Regions from separate parts of the Homo sapiens genome. Here region 2 is linked to region 1. A link is a contact called in ENCODE Hi-C or POLR2A ChIA-PET data. All regions are on one chromosome and are shown on one strand. The core of a region is the stretch at or near the end of the contact, and the rest is flanking DNA. Distances in the headings are between cores, read along the strand shown.

Region 1 (6,059 bases), core at 1,478-3,977:
GTAGGACAAAAACAAAGCTCTAAAGAAAGCTATGTTAAGGGTGGGTGTTTTTTAATAATTAGACCAATCGGAAATTTAGTGAGAGACCATATAGCAGGGCTGTGCATTTAGAAATAGGTATGGGAATACATTGTTAAGTAACAAAAAATACTAAGTGGAGAAACTGCTGTTTCAGTTGCTTCTGTTTTTTTCACCTACCTTCATTTCACAAGCTGGTGTTAACAAGTCTTAAGTTGTGCATGGAAAACTTGGGTGAAAACAAGAAGCATATTCTGCAGCAAAAGCTGATTTCCCAAAAGTAGAAATGTCAGTTTTAAACCCTAATAAAATACCCTCTCTTTTGGAAGTGGCTATTACTGTGGGTCTAGCAAGATCACATACCCAGTGCTCAACATATTCACTAATTATGTGGCTGCTGATTGCTTCGATCTTTTTGACTTTTTTTTTTTTTTTTTTTTTTGAGACAGGTTTTTTGCTCTGTCACCCAAGCTTAAGTGCATAGGTGCAATCATAGCTCACTGCAGCCTCTATTTCCTGGGCTCAAGGGATCTTCCCTGCCTCCCCATTTGTATTTTTTTTTTTTTAGGGGCGTGGAGAAGAACCTGCTCCTCAGACTCCATAGCTTTAAAATCTCTCCAAATAGCGTCTCTGTCAACTGGCTGTATCCTGCCTTTACAACTTCTTTACCCCAACATTCTCCAAAGTGGCACTTTATTGAACAGTCAGCTTCCCTTGCAAAGACTTTTTTTCAAGTGCTTCTCCCTGATTCAGATACTTCACTCCCCTTTCCCCGAAAGACCCACAGCAAATTGACACCCTTCCATGAAATTCACAATGCTCCTGCCCTTGCCCAGCTCTCTTAGGGGCAGTATGTGGTCTGCAGCTATGTTCTCTCACATTTATGACTTCCTTGAACATTTAAGAACCTGGTGGTTACTTAAGGAACATTTTAAAAATAAATTTAAATTCAATGGCCGAATACAAATGACCATGAGATTGGAAGTTAAAACCTGTAAAAAAGATAAAAGGTTGGAAGTTAAAACTATAGTTAATTCACCTGAAACAAACATCTGATCCGGACATTTGGCATGATTCTGTTTGTATCAAACGATGAAAAATCGGCCGGGCGCGGTGGCTACTGCACTACAGCCTGGGCAACAGAGCCAGGCTGTGTCTCAAGAAAAAAAGAAAAAAAAAAAAAAAAAAAAAAAAAAAAGATCAAAGCACTTGTTACTGCATTTGAAATCCTGGATAGAAAAGATGTACAAGTGCCTCAACACAGTTCCTAAACTGCCTAGGAATTCTACTGCTTGTGAGAGGGTTTACATATTTTCTTAGCTTGACCTCTAATGGAAGAAAGGTCGTGTCAAGAACTATCCTTTTGGCCGGGCGCGGTAGCTCACGCCTGTAATCCCAGCACTTTGGCAGGCTAAGGCGGGCGGATATCTTGAGGTCAGGAGGTCCAGACCACCCTGGCCAAAATAGCGAAACCCCGTCTCTATTAAAATACAAAAATTAGCCGGGCGTAGTGACGGGCGTCTGTAATTCCAGCTACTCGGGAGGCTGACGCGCCAGGATCACTTGAACCCGGGAGATGGAGGTTACAGTGAGCAGAGATCGCGCCACTGCACTTCAGCCGGGGCCACGGAGCGCGAGACTCCTTCGTCTCAAACAAACAAACAAACAATTCTGGCCGGGCGCGGTGGCTCACGCCTGTAATCCTAGCACTTTGGGAGGCCGAGGCGGGCGGATCACGAGGTCAGGAGATCGAGACCATCCTAACACGGTGAAACTACGTCTCTACTAAAAATACAAAAAATTAGCCAGGCGTGTTGGCGGACGCCTGTAGTCCCAGCTACTTGGAAGGCTGAGGCAGGACAATGGCGTGAACCCGGGAGGCAGAGCTTGCAGTGAGCAAGATCGCGCCACTGCACTCCAGGCTGGGCAACATAGCGAGACTCCGTCTCAAAAAAAAAGAAAAAAAAAAAAAGAATCCTTTTGGAGAGGGAGCTTGTAGTTTAAGTAACTTAAACATCCACGTATAATAAAGCCACTTAGAAGGCGGTGCATTTTCACACGTTCTCAAACCAGGCCTGGGTTTTTCCGCGCAAGCTAAGGCCTCATTCCTACTGGGTAGGAGAGAAACATTGCAGCAAAATCCACACAAAGAGCTCTTTTCACTTGTCCTCAAAACCTCACGGGTCGCAAATCCGGGCTAAACGGCTCAGGGGCCTGGCTGGGGAACTGGGCCGAAGGTGGAACGGATCCCAGCCACCTCGGGGCCAGGAAAAGATGAAGTGTCGCAGGCCCGGCGTCCCCGCCCTCCGCCTGAGGCAACGGAGCATCTCTCTTCGAGTAGCCCATTTTCCAGAGAGTCTCCTCGGCTGCGAAAGCCAGACGAAGAGGGACCCAAAGCCACCGCAGCGGCAAGAGCCGGAGAACCACTGAGGGACAGCGCCCCCTGCAGAGGCGGTTGAACCGCTTCCCACAGCGCTGGGCGGGGCGTCGCGCAGTCCCTGGGCGCTGATTGGGCACTCCGTGTCCCCTCCCCCTCGGCCCGGCGCTGCCTCTGTCTCCTTTGACCTCGATTTCAAGCCATGCGCTGAGCTTCGGTTGGCCCGGCTTCCTTGAGGCGTAAGCTCGGTCTGTCCAATGAGGAGCGAGCGTCGCGGGGGCCGTCGGGAAGGGCGGCCGACCCATATAAGCAGCCTGCGGGGCGTTCCCTCGGGTTGTGGTTGGTGTGCGGGTTTCGGTTGGAGGACTCGTTGGGGAGGTGGCCTGCGCTTGTAGAGACTGCATCCCCGAGACGATGGCGGAGGGAGATAATCGCAGCACCAACCTGCTGGTGAGTCCTGGCTGCCTGTCCCCCGGGAGCCGAGCGAGGCCTCCAGACGTCCGTGGGCTCAAACACCGCGGCCTCGTCCCTGTCACCCGCCGCGGGCCCGGCCCTTCTCTCCCTGGGCAGGCGACGATGCCTGGCCCTCGGGCTTCTTGGGTGACTCCTGGGTGTCGAACCCTTACCTTTCCTGGGGACGGTGCGCGACGGGGCGAGGAGGGCGCGTGATTCATCACCGCGAGTAGGAGTCGAGGAGGAAGTGGGAGGCAGAGGGGCTGCGACACTAGCCTGGGGTGCGGGTGGGGGCAGAAGGCCTCCTGGGGCCTGTCCAGCGCTTTCGCGGCTCAGGCCCCAGCCGTATTCGGCTTTCCCCGTCTTTGATCTTAACCTGGATGTGCCTGCCTTCTTTTCCCCCTAAAACTTGGACAAGGGTGGAGGGTCAAAGGGCTACTGCCCAGAATTTATCTTAGAGCTGGTACAACTTAAAACGACAGGGAGGCTGCGAGCTCACCGTGGGGAACCGGGAGCGGGGTCCAGCTGAACAGACAATGGGATGTCTTGGCGTTTGTCTGGAATTTGGAAGTCTGGCGGGGGTGGGGTCACAGGACTACTGGAAACAGCTTTAGAGTAATAAGCAGGGATCCGAAGGAACTGCAGTGAGATGGTATCATAGGCGGACACATTTTTATTTGTTATGAATTTAAGCGCACCTTGTGGGCAAAAAACAAGAGAAATATCCTTGCATATTCTCAGTTGCCCTTCCCTGGTGACTGTAGGTCACATACCAGCAATGAAAAACGGAACCAAAGAATTTACTTAGGGGCTTTTGAACTTCCAAGACCCCAGACGCTGGCCAATGACGTGACTTCAGGGCAGTTTTGATTGTGCGTGATTTTATATTTGCTTTTAGAAATGCATGGTTTGTTCCTTTAAACACACGCTCCTTCTAGCATAGTTAGTTCTCAGCGTGGATCTTTTTAAGAGGATTAATTGAAGCACAGAGAAGTAGCTCAAGCCCTGTTGAAATGACAAATCCTGGGCTAGAGCTCCTGCTTCCCAACTCTCCTTCCAGCAGAGCAATATAACTCTAAGGAAAGCAACGCCTTTGGTCGTGGATTTCTTGGATGCAGATCAGTTAACCTCTGTATCTGTTTCCTCCTTGGTAAAATGGGGACAGTAATAACACCTTTTTTTAAGGGTTGTTAGGAAGATTAATTGAAGTATAAATATGAATGCTCAGCAGAGTGCCCACACATAGTAGTCTCTTTCACTAGTATTAAGCATGGAATATAAAGTCAGAAATATTGAGATCACACTAGTGCTCAGCGTGGCACAGATAGCGAGCGTCTTTGTTAAGATTAAGTGCCTTGTTCTGTCATTTGCATGATTTCCAGTGAATGACTTTTACAAAGAGACAAGGTCTCAGCCCAGGCTGGTCCCGATCTCCTGGGCTCAAGCAATCCCCCCCGACCCGCCAAGTGCTGGGTTTACAGGCGTGATCCACTGCATCCAGCCTGATAACATAGAGACACTTGAGTTTCTTATTCTAAATTTTTCTTCCTTTACCAAAACCAGCTTTAAGGGCTTTTGCCACATTAGCTCATCCTAGAGGCCCACTTTCGGCTGTTCAGAGTCAGAGAAATTTGAAGTATAATCAAAATGACATCCTGAGTGGTAAGAAACACTGTATTGAGGAGGTATATTGACCGTAAAATGCCACCTTAATTTGGTGAAAGTAGTTTTCCTTAATTGTCCAATGAATGTCAACATCTGAGTGATTCCATTACACAAAGAGCTATTTTAGAAATTGAATGCTATTCAGGGAAAGTCTTTCCTAATGGATTTAGAAGGGTTTAAATCAATAAGATGACAAAAACAACGGATCAATTCTAACCATCTGAAATAAACAAACTTAAAAAAAGTTATTTCATTTTATTAATACTCTGGGCACTGCCACGATTCCCCGCATGACTTTGAGAAAGTAAACCATTTTGAGCTCACTTTCTTTAATTGTAAATTGAGTCTAATTATCCCTACCTTGTGGCTCTCTGTAAGGATTAAGTTACATCATGTATATAAAGAATAGCCCAGTGCTTGGACTAGAAAAGTGACCATTAAAGGATATTTAGGCTGGGCCTGGTGGCTCACACCTGTAATCCCAGCACTTTGGGAAGACGAGGTGAGTGGATCACTTGAGGTCCAGAGTTTGAGACCAGCCTGGCCAACATGGTGAAACCCTGTCTCTACAAAAAATTAGTCGGGCGTGGTGGCGGGCGCCTATAGTCCCAACTACTCAGGAGTATGAGGTAGGAGAATCGCTTGAACCCAGGAGGCGGAGGCTGCAGTGAGCCGAGATCTCCCCACTGCACTCCAGCCTGGGTGACAGAGCGAGACTCCGTCTCAAAAAAAAAAACACAAAAAACAAAAAAACCCATTGTATTTTCATCTTTGAAATTGCAGTTTTTCAGAAACCAACTAGTTTAAAATTGGCAATTTGGTTAAGAGGTTATTTTTTGTATTTGGAGCTTTAAAATAATTGAAGTCTATGAACCACAAAAATGTTGAGAGTGGTAAAATGATCACTTTAAATGTCGGTGGTATTTAGGCTGCAGAGACTGCAAGTCTGGAAGAACAGCTGCAAGGATGGGGAGAAGTGATGCTGATGGCTGATAAAGTCCTCCGATGGGAAAGAGCCTGGTTTCCACCTGCCATCATGGGTGTGGTTTCTTTGGTGTTTCTGTAAGTGAGCTATTAGATTACTATGGGTTGTGCTTCTTATTAATAAAGACTTTTTAATATATAGCTTCTGTTTGTGGGAGTGCCTTAAGTCTTCTGTAATATATAACCCATAAAGAACCCATAAAGAATGTTTCTCATAAGCACTTCTAGTTTCCAGAATTTGTAGTACTTCTGTAAACTTGGTAACCTAAAGCACTTGAGTAAATCAGTGACTCGCAAACTTTTTGTCCTCCAGACACTTAAACTCTTTTTTTGTTATTATACTTTAAGTTCTGGGAAACATGTGTAGAATGTACAGGTTTGTTACATAGGTATATATACATGTGCCATGGTGGTTTGCTGCACCCATCAACCCTTCATCTACATTAGGTATTTCTCCTAATGCTATCCCTCCCCTAGTCCCCCACCTCCCTAAACTCTTAAAAAAGTGCTGAGAACTCCAAAGAGCTTTTGTCCATTGATATATACTTAACCACTGCAGCTA
Region 2 (5,667 bases), core at 591-3,090, 34 kb after region 1:
GAAACCCTGTCTCTACTAAAAATACAAAAATTAGGTGGGGTGCTGTGTGGCTCGCTCCTGTAATCCCAGCCTTTTTGGAGGCTGAGGCTGGTGGATCACCTGAGGTCAGGAGTTCAAGACTAGCCTGGTCAACATGGGAAACCCCGTCTCTACTAAAAATACCAAAAAATAAAACAAACAAAAAAAAACAAACAAAACAAAAACTGGGCGTGGTGGTGCATGCCTGTATTCCCAGCTACTTGGGAGGCTGAGGCAGGAGAATCGCTTGAACCTGGGAGGCAGAGGTTGCAGTGAGCTGAGATCATGCCATTGCACTCTGGCCTCGGGGACAGAGTGAGACTCTGTCTCAAGAAAAAAATAAATAAATAAATAAATAAAAATAAAAAACCTAAAGAAACAAAAAACAAAAATTAGCCAGGTGTGGTGGTGCACGCCTGTAATCCCAGCTACTCGAGAGGCTGAGGCAGGAGAATCGCTTCAGCCCAGGGATGCAGAGGCTGCAGCGAGCCGAGATGGCACCACTGCACTCCAGCCTGGGCGACAGAACGAGACTTTGTCTTTTTTTTTTTGTTTAAAACAAAAAAAAAAGAAAGAAGAACGGTATTGTCTTTGGGTAAGCATAGGCACAGAGTTAAAAAAAAAAAAAAAGAGTCGTGTCTTTGGGACTGAGTGGATGGGCATGTGTTCTGAGTTAGTGTGCCCAGGTGTGGTGAAAGACACGGAGAAACCACTGCTTGATGCGTTCTCTTTTGTTGTTTAAGTTGTGGGCTGCTGTGGGATGGGGTTGCATGTCTGCGTCCTCTTCGAAAAGCACACAATATGGCAAGAGGAAGCTGGAGAGAGCTCCTAGGAGTGCCTCGTGCCAGGTGAAGAGGTTGCATTGCGGGTGGTGGGTAGGTGCCTAGGGAGAGGAGGTCCACGCCTGCTGTCCTTCCAGCACGATGGCTCCAAAAGCAGAGCGAAGAGGTGATGTTCCAACTTCCCAAGGCATCCAAGGGACGGGGCTTGAAGAATGCAGCCTAGCAACCATGTGCGTAAGAATGTGGGGAAGGAGGGCTTGAGGATGAGCCTGAGAGTCAACTGGACTGTGGGGAAATAGTGTAGCCTTCTTTCTTTGAGCTTCAGTTATCTCGCCTGTGGTGATGATGACGATGATGATAAAGATGATGCCATACTTCTATGGCACATACTATGTTCCAGATATTGTTCATATAACTCGTATAATTTTCATAGCAGTTTTACAAGATGAGTACTATTTGTTTTTGTTTTTTTGTTTTTTTTTTTAGATGGAGTCTCGCTCTGTTGCCAGGCTAGAGTGCAGTGGCGCAATCTGGGTTCACTGCAACTTCTGCCTCCTGGGTTCAAGCAATTCTCCTGCCTCAGCCTCCTGAGTAGCTGGGACTACAGGCACATACCAGCTAATTTTTGTATTTTCAGTAGAGACAGGGTTTCACCATGTTAGCCAAGATGGTCTTGATCTCTTGACCTCGTGATCCACCCGCCTCAGCCTCCCAAAGTGCTGGGATTATAGGCGTCAGCCACAGCTCCCAGCCAAGATGGGTACTATTTTTATACCTATTTTATAGAAGAGGAAACTGAGGCATAGAGAAGTCAAGTCACTTGATCATACAGCTAGTGTGTGGAGGAGGCAGATTCAAACCCTGGCTTCGGTCTTAGTCACTGCATTGGCTTCATGGGCTTATCATGAGGATTAAACGCGTGAACATGCTCAGTGTTTAGTTCAGTGTCTGGCACAGGATCAATGTTCAGAAAATCCTAACAGCTGCTATCAGTTTCAGAACCCAAACAAACAGGTGGGACTTTCGCTAACTCTCTAACATCACATGTGCTTGTATAATCAGCCACTGTTTTTTTCATGAAAAAAATTTTTTTTGAGACAGGTTCTCGCTTTGTCACCCAGGCAGGAAGGCAGTGGTGAGAACACAGCTCACTGTAGCCTCCACCTCCTGGGCTCAAGCGATCCTCCCACCTCAGCTTCTTGTGTAGCTGGAACCACAGCATGTGCCACCACGCCCAGCTATTTTTTAATATTTTTTTTTTTATTTTTTGTAGAGATGAGGTCTCACCATCTTGCCCAAGCTGTTCTCAAACTCCTGGACTCAAGCAGTCATCCTGCCTCAGCCTCCCAAAAGGCTGAGAGTACAGGCATGAGCCACTGCGCCTGGCTAATCAGTCACTTGTTGTTGTTGTTTTTTGTTTTTTGTTTTTTTGATATGGAGTCTTGCTCTGTCACCCAAGTTGGAATGCAATGGCGCGATCTCGGCTCACTGCAAGCTCTGCCTCCTGGGTTCAAATGATTCTCCTGCCTCAGCCTCCCAAGTAGCTGGGACTACAGGTGCACGCCACCACACCCAGCTAATTTTTGTATTTTTAGTAGAGACGGGGTTTCACCATGTTGGCCAAGATGGTCTCGATCTCTTGACCTCATGATCCGCCTGCCTCAGCCTCCCAAAGTGCTGGGATTACAGGCGTGAGCCTTAATCCCAAAGTGCTGGGATTACGTGCCTGGCCTTAATCACTTTTAAAGGAGAGTGGGGAACATCATGTTTTGCAACTATTTTTTGAACTCTTGGATATTTACTTGGAACAAATAAAAACACTTTTGTACCATGTGAAAGGTAAAATTTGCTCAAGCCGTCCCTCATCCTGCCCTGGCCTGCTTCCACATGCGGCTGGGTGAGCTGACCCCATTCTCTGTTTATTTATTGTTTTTGTTATTGTATTTTATTTTACTTTTTTGAGACAGAGTTTCACTCTTGTCACCCAGGCTGGAGTCCAATGGCATGATTGTGGCTCCCTGCAACCTCCGCCTCCCAGATTCAAGCGATTCTCCTGTGTCAGTCTCCTGAGTAGCTGGGATTACAGGTGCCCGCCACCATGCCCAGCTAATTTTTGTATTTTTAGTAGAGACGGGGTTTCCCCATGTTGGCCAGGCTGGTTTTGAACTCCTGACCTCAGGTGATCTGCCCGCCTCGGCCTCCCGATGTGCTGGGATTACAGGTGTGAGCCACCGCGCCCGGCCCATTCTCAGCTTCTTGATGGCTTCCCCCTTCTGGGACATTGATCACTTATTCATGACATTGACTGGTCATGAGCCACTCCTCCGCCAGCCCTTGGAGGATCCAAGTGATTCACAAATGGACACAAGGAATATGATTAGTCCTCTGTGAGTGATTCTGAGGGGCCGTGGTATAGAGAGAGAGAGGGGAAGGAGGATGGGAAAATGCGGGCAGTTCCCTCCCCAACCCATTCTGACAGTTTGCTGGTTAGAGAAAAATCCCCATGTCAGAGAATTTTTTTCTTTGTTTATTTCCTGTGAAATAGAATGTGGGTCTGGCATTGGGGAGGACTCTAATAATTCATATTTTCTGCTTATTTGGCTCCTGGCTGAACAGGAATTTACATTACTTAATGTCTGGGTTTTTCCTGGGGAATCAAAATAAGTTTTCTATTCAATTATTAAGCAAATTTCACAGCCAAATAATCCTCTTATTTTTACAAGTGGTATTTTCCCTGGCAGAGGGTTTTCTGGCTTCTCTGGGTAGTTGATCCGTCTCCTCTCTTCTGTTTCCTCTGTCCTTGTCTGGCTATGAAGGAAGCTAAAGCCCCTCATTCATGGATTAGGGGCTTCTCAATGGCAGTTGGCAGACTTTGGCTTTGCAAGCTAGAGATGAATCTTTTTCTTCTTTCTTTTTTTTTTTTTTTCGAGATGGAGTCTCGCTCTGTTGCGCAGGCTGGTGTGCAGTGGTGCGATCTCCACTCACTACAACCTCTGCCTTCCAGGTTCAAGCTATTCTCCTGCCTCAGCCTTCCAAGAAGCTGGGACTACAGACATGCACCACCACACCTAATTTAAAAAATATTTTAGTAAATGGCTAATTTAAAAAATATTTTTAGTAAATGGGAGGTTTTACCATGTCGGCCAGGCTGGTCTCGAACTCGTGACCTCAGGTGATCTGCCTGCCTTGGCCTCCCAAAGTGCTGGGATTACAGGTGTGAGCCACTGTGCCTGGCCTAGAGATAAATCTTAATGTCCGCCAGCCATGGGGTAAGAGTCCACTCCCTCTTTCTGCTCTTCAGTCTATTGACTTTGGGCACAGGCACAGCTGCAGCTCTAGTAGGGGTTGGGCCTGGAGTCAGTGGAGACAAAATGTGAAGGTAACAGGACAGTGCACAGGGCCCAGTGTGCTCTGCCTGGGCTGCTCAGGGAAGAAAAATCACACACACACAAATAACAACCCTTTTTTTGTCAGAAGTACAGTGAAAGATCTCTACGTCTTGGCCAGCATTTGTTATCTTTTTGCTTCTTTGAAAATAGCCATCCTGGGCCAGATGCAGTGGCTCACGCCTGTAATCCCAGCACTTTGGGAGGCTGAGGCGGGTGGATCACCTGAGGTTAGGAGTTTGAGAGCAGCCTGGTGAACATGATGAAACCTCTTCTCTACTAAAAATACAAAAATTAGCTGGGCGTGGTGGCACGCGCCCATAATCCCAGCTACTCGGGAGGCTGAGGAACAAGAATAGCTTGAACCCTGGAGGTAGAGGTTGCAGTGAGCTGAGATTGTGCCATTGCACTCCAGTCTGGGTGACAGAGTGAGACTCTGTCTCAAAAAATAAATAAATAAATAAATTAAAAATAAATAAATAAATAAAGGAAACGGAGTCATTGTGTTGAAGAGATATCTGCACTCCCATGTTCACTGCAATATTATTCACAATAGACAAGGTATAGAATCAACCTAAGTGTCCATCAGTGGATGAGTAGATAAAGAAAATGTGATACACATACACCAATGTGGTATATATACTCTTCAGCCTTAACCCATCTCCATAAAAATTAAGGAAACAAAGAAGGAAGTCTTGTTATTGGTGACAACGTGGATGAACCTGGAAGACATTATGTTAAGTGAAATAAATCAGGCACAGAAAGACAAATACCACATGATCTCACTTATATGTGGAATCTAAAAAAGTTGAACTCACTGAAGTAGAGAGTAGAATGGTGGTTACCAGAAGCAAGGTGAGGGTGTCTGTGAGAGGGTTGGGGAGACATTGGTCAAAAGATAAAAAATTTCAATTAGCCAGGAGGAAAAAGTTCAAGAGGTCTATTGTGACTAGTTAATAAAAGTGTTCTAACCACAAAAATGATCCATATACAAGGTAACATATATGTTAATTAGCTTTATTTAGCCATTCCACACTGCGTATATCAAAAAATCATGTACACCATAAATATAATTATTATTATTTTTTGAGACAGAGTTTCACTCTTGTTGCCCAGGCTGGAGTGCAATGGCACGATCTCAGCCCACTGCAACCTCCGCCTCCTGGGTTCAAGCGATTCTCCTGCTTCAGCCTCCCTAGTAGCTGGGATTACAGGCATGCACCACCATGCCCAGCTAATTTTGTATTTTTAGTAGAGATGGGGTTTATCCATGCTGGTCAGGCTGGTCTCGAACTCCTGACCTCAGGTGATCCGCCCACCTCGGCCTCCCAAAGTGCTGGGATTATAGGCGTGAGCCACTGTGCCCGGCTCATAATTTTTATTTATAACAAAAAGTAAAGTGAACCTCCTGTAGACAGAGTATAGTTGGATCTTGTTTTTTCAACCGATTCACCTACTCTATGTCTTCTAATTGGGGAATT

What was found. A loop is a pair of places that touch in the nucleus more often than their neighbours do. ChIA-PET counts read pairs that join two places held with the same protein, here RNA polymerase II (POLR2A). Pooled maps may share reads with other maps.
Region 2: a pooled map shows a loop between it and region 1 (4-fold over the local background). The contact joins the enhancer-like site here to the promoter of ARL6IP1 in region 1. A Hi-C loop is called at or near these places in 3 of 37 single-sample maps with no recorded cell type and 6 of 50 pooled maps. POLR2A ChIA-PET finds 5 or more read pairs at or near these places in 14 of 52 experiments (CD4-positive, alpha-beta T cell, CD4-positive, alpha-beta memory T cell, GM10248 and 9 more).

The regions. Positions count from the first base shown.
Region 1 is chr16:18,798,217-18,804,275 of GRCh38, reverse strand. It overlaps ARL6IP1 (ARL6 interacting reticulophagy regulator 1), which reads left to right and starts at 2,727. Exons shown (of 6, transcript NM_015161.3): 1 at 2,727-2,845; 2 at 5,442-5,575. The coding sequence starts at 2,810. RefSeq lists enhancers at 2,184-2,423, 2,804-2,883, 3,104-3,223.
Region 2 is chr16:18,763,589-18,769,255 of GRCh38, reverse strand. No RefSeq gene overlaps it. Among named protein-coding and RNA genes, the nearest start is that of RPS15A, 24 kb to the left of the region's middle. Within about 2 kb of position 1,840, at least 2 of the 41 ENCODE cell types and tissues checked have a DNase peak (open chromatin) inside an H3K27ac peak, as active enhancers do.